Linked DNA regions of Mus musculus: region 2 is linked to region 1. A link is a loop called in an ENCODE intact Hi-C map of the cell type or tissue named here. Cell type or tissue: heart. All regions are shown on one strand.

Region 1 (2,500 bases):
GGTTAATAGATAGATAATACATATCATATTGATAATAATTTCCAAGTTACATTTGATGTTTAGATATGCATAGGGGTACAATTGTTTGAATTACTGTTGTGTTTATCCATCATTAATATATGTTGTGTGGATGGTTGGATAAGTGTGTACATGCCTGACACAGCAGGCAGGTAGAGATTGGAGAGTGATGCGCTGGAGTGGCTTCCTTCCACCGTGTGTGTGTGTGTGTGTGTTTGTGTGTGTGTGTGTGTGTGTGTGTGTGTGTGTGTGTGCTGGGTATCGACCTCACTCAGGTCAGGCTTGGTCGCTGTGTTTTTGAACATTGATTTATTTTATTCTTCTTTGGGTGGGAGAGAACGTAAGTTGATTACATCTGTTTCTGCTTGTTAGAGTAGATGGAGGACACTTCACTTGCCACTGTGACTGGCACCAACTTTGATGGGACTAAAATCAAACGAGACTTAAAGCATCCATAGAATAAATCAAGCATTCTTCCGTAAGTGATTCCCTTTTTTAATCTTTCTATTTTAGCGTTGTTGGGTTCCCCCCCCCCCCTTGGATCCATCGTCAGTCCCTCCGCCTTGAGTCCTCACCTCAGCCCAACGTCCTTCCTATGTGATAAGGTTTTTAACCAGATCAGGTGCACAGAAATAGAAGTTACCACCGCACTTTCTAAGCATGGTGAAGCCCTGTTATAAACTAGTCAATCTGGCTGGTCTAGTTGTTTTCCTTTCTTTGTGCGGGCGAGGTGTTGAGTCTTTGTATTGCGTATCTGTACACATGCTTTAAATTTTTTCTTCATGTTGAGATCGTTTGAGAAAAATGTGGGTGGGGCGAAAGAAGATTCTGCTCTAAACTATTTAAAACCTTAAATCTTCAAACCTCAGGAGATAAATACAAGGTATTTAAGACTCCCATGAGTCATAGACTAAGAAAAAAAAATCTTAACCTGGAAAGAAAGAAATAATGTTTTCACCACATCTAACAAGATGTTCTGAGCTGTGGCTTTAATGTACATGTCCACGGCGCCACCTAATGGCTGGATCAATCTTAAAACTATCTCTCAATACAGTTAACCAGGTAATTCTCGAAATTGGGCATGAGGTGGCGCTAGAGTTCTTCTTAGATGAGCTCTGAAAGCCTTTACAAAGCAAGCTCACATTCAAGGGCATCCACCAGGGCTACACAGAGAAATCCTGTCTCGAAAAACAAAAACAAAAATAAAAACATAGAAATCGCAACAAACCACAACCTTACCCTAAAGTCGTGAACATTCACTAACTTATCCCGTTTCCTTTTTATCATATTTTTTTATTTTTTATTTATTTTATTTTTATTTTTATTTTATATTTTATTTTACTACTTTATTCTGTTGATGAATAAAAATCTACCTTGAAATACAAATCCACAATGTGTCATTTAGGAGGTGACTCAGGTCCGTCACCTGAACCGTCTGTGTCCCCACAAGGGTGGGAATGCAACTGTCACTGTCACTGTCACTGTGTGAGTGAAGCCTTCCTTAGATTCCATTACAGAACGAGGTAAAGCGCTGAAGAGTGATAGCAGTAGTAATGGTGATTGACAGCTGGGCGTGTCCCCACTGAACACTGAATGAGTAAAGCCACACTTTCTAAGGGAAAGCAAAGGAGACTGACCGTGCATTCTGACCACCGACCAAAGCTGCACCATTTGTCCGCATAAAGCGATGGAGGGATGAGAAAAATGAAAGAAAGGAGAGAGCAGCATTATAAATAACTAATGTAAGCAAATACTGTTAGTCCTTCCAGCTCACAGATGGTGATGGATAGTTTCCAGAATATGGCTTGAATGTGGCTCTAGTGCCCAACTGATAGCTCCTTGGAATGTCCAAGTGTTGGTTGGTATTGTAATTCATTTAGACAGGGGGGGAGAAGGGGGAAAGGAAGGAAGGAAGGGAGGGAGGGAGGGAGGGAGGGAGGGAGGGAGGATAAATTTCTTCTCATCAGGGTCATTCTAAGACCCAGATTCCCAGAGTGACTGACCTCAGTGACTGCCACACCCTAAGAAACAATTCTTTCCACACTTCCAGCCCCTGCAAAGTCTCTACAATAAAAATGGCAAGTCATTTTAGCCACATAGAAAACATGATGCATGTGTTCGCTCGCTATATTCGGGAATCCAATTATACACTGTTTTCTGTGAGATGCAGCATGGCAATCATAAACCGTTTCCTTCTCAAATGAACACTCGTATCAGCATCTCCAGCTCACCCCACAGCAATGTTAGGGAGCAGTGGGTGGGAGGAAATGGGCGTCTGTTCCCCAACCGACCACTATTTAAAACCATGGCTTACACATTTGTGGATTGCTGAATGTGTGTTCACGATATAGTTTCACAGAGTGACTTTCAGATCTTGGAATTAACCCTTCTTGAGTTTAGCACACATAGGTAGACATGTACATATCCTGGAAATATAGATACCCCAAGGAGCATATGTCATAAACACTTTATGGCAAAGAAC
Region 2 (2,500 bases), 330 kb after region 1:
AATACGACAGGTGGTGTTTGAATCGCATAGATTGTGTTAGAGAATTTGCCCGCTACAGGGGCAATTGAAAGCCAAATGTGCAGCTGTGCCGCGACTGCCTCCACGTCTCTGGTGCACACAGACTGGATGAAGGAGGACACCTGTAGCTGCTTTCTGTGTTTAACTGCTGCATCTGCCCCCAGGCTTTTGTTCATAGTGGATTTTGACTGGAAGCCCTATTTTTCATTTTACTCAACAAATCTTTCTTTTGCAGAAGTCATGAAGCAGTCTTTAAATACAGTAGAATTACAAGCAGGTACACACTGCTAAGGACATTGCTCAGAGAGGCAGTAACAGGGTCTTTCAGCTCTCCCTTGGCGGGGTGGGGGCGGGGGGTTAAATGCGCAGATGCACTGCACATTAAGAAATGATGCTTTAAACAGTCTGGGTGAAACAGCTTGCGGAGCCTGCTGCTTCTCTCCTCCTTGAGGGTCCTGGGAATTGGACTCAGGTTCTCAGACTTGGCAGCAAGCACCTGCTGAGGTCTGCTCTTCTGATATGTTTTTGTAATGATAAGTACCGGCCCCATAGCCTGGCTGCTCCCTGGAAGGAGAGGATCTGCATGGACAATGTGACCTTGCTTCCTGATTAAAAGTATTGGTTAAATAAAGACGCCAACAGCCAATGGCTGGGCAGAAGAGACATGTGAGTGGTTTGGGTTTTCCAGGCTTGGAGTTGGAGGAGACCCTGAGGAGGCAGAAGAGGAGGAAGTGGAAAAAGGAGAGAGAGGACACCAGGGGTAAAAATCCTAAAATAATGGCCACGTAGGATGGCTGATTGGAGTTAAGAGCAGTGTTCTCTGACCCAAAGATGTCAGGATGCTGGGTGACATCACTAAGCCAGATGTGCCCTTTCTGTGGTCTTCCCCCACCCCAACCTTGAGGATTTACCTTCCCTACTTCAGCTGGTGGTGGGGCCTGTGGTTGGCCACTTCCTTTCACCAGATGAGAACCTATCAGGGCTCGCCCATAGAAATGGTGTGTGCGCTACTGCCACCTTGTGGCCGTATGTTCTTCACTCGCGCAGCACCATAAAAATTCAGTGCCAGAAACCTGAGCAGCGTGCATTTTTCCTGGCCACATCTTATCAAGCCACTGCTAATGCTGGATGTTGAAACTACGAGCGATAAAGCGGATCATAGGTTTCAATGTGGCAAGTCCTGTAAGGACAGTAATGTCCACGTGACAGCAAGTTAAAATGGTTAAGTGCCTAGCTCTCTCTCTCTGTGGAGTGATGACAGATGTGTCTACTCATTAAGCAGAAACTTTGCCTTGGTGAAGCATTTTTGTCGTGGAAAGAGTTATGGAAAGAGAACATGACAGATAAAAATGTCTTCTAAAGGAATCTACAGCAGTTGAAATGTGGACATCGGATACAGTAGAATTTCTAAAGTACTGTCCCACCGAGATTTCCTCACCCCAGTTCCTAGAACCTGTGAATCTATCCCACCTGTGAATATACCACGTGATTTGATGGGCCATACTCCAGGAAATTATCTATGCAGGCCCAATCTAATGTCTTTTTTTTTTTTAACATTTATTTATTTGGTGAGCGTGTGCGCACACACTCATTCATGCACACAAGAGCAAGCACGCAAACACATATGTAGATGTCCCCTTCGGGGCATGTGCTCACCCCGTGGTACTCATGCCAAGAGCTGGTTTTCTCTTTCTATCAAGGGTCCCAGGGATCAAGCTCAGGTTGCCAGTCCTGACTGCAGCCCCCTTCACCGCCTGGGCTCCTCTTGCTGACCCCACAGAAGCTCTCTGAAAAAGTTATTATTTGTACCGGGTGTGGTGGCTCACACCTTTCATCTCAGTACTTCGGGAAGCAGAGGCAGGTAGATCTCTGTGAGTTTACAGCCACCCTGGTGGCTTCCAATAAGATACCAGGCCAGACAGACGTACATAGTGAGTCTGTGTCTTAACAAAGTTATTTGGTTTTTAAATCATGGCAAACTACGTACATAATTCATCATCGTTCCCCATCGTAAGTGCGCACTATAGCAGTTTAACTGTGCTCGCATTAGGTGGCCAGCTGCCAGTACACTCCTAGTTCAGCTGAAGTTGAGGACCACTGAACAACAGTCTCCTCTCTCCTCACTTGCTGTCCTGCTGTATTGTTATTCTTGCTCAAACTGTACATGGAACTCCTATCAACATTAGAGGAAGTGACACAAAATTGTCTCTTGCTGCGCACATAAAGGGTTTTTCTTTGTGACTCAGTTGGTCTGGATTTTTCAGTTCTCTCAGTCAGAAATCCATTGACATTAAAGAAAGCGTCAGACTGCAGCATCAGTTTGACCAATTGGACGTATGCTTTCATTTCTTCCATTTTCAGTGGGAGGTGGTGCCCTGGTGCACGTGTGGAGTCAGAGAGCAATTGTGGGAGTCAGTTCCCACCTTCCACTCAGACTCGTGGAGTCAGATTCGGTCATAGGGCTCAGACACGAGCATCTTCA

Evidence for each region. Peaks named below come from ENCODE experiments on the same cell type or tissue, not always from the same donor. Only the 100,000 strongest peaks of a DNase experiment are listed, where the experiment ranks them.
Region 2: it touches region 1 in a loop (6-fold over the local background); 28 of 42 quality-filtered maps call a loop at or near these places.

The regions. Positions count from the first base shown.
Region 1 is chr3:135,730,071-135,732,570 of GRCm38, reverse strand. No RefSeq gene overlaps it. Among named protein-coding and RNA genes, the nearest start is that of Nfkb1, 40 kb to the right of the region's middle. In heart, a CTCF peak has its summit at 1,089; a DNase peak (open chromatin) is centred at 1,090; H3K27ac peaks cover 473 bases.
Region 2 is chr3:135,400,996-135,403,495 of GRCm38, reverse strand. No RefSeq gene overlaps it. Among named protein-coding and RNA genes, the nearest start is that of Cisd2, 21 kb to the left of the region's middle. In heart, a CTCF peak has its summit at 1,040 (motif pointing left); a DNase peak (open chromatin) is centred at 1,025; H3K27ac peaks cover 897 bases.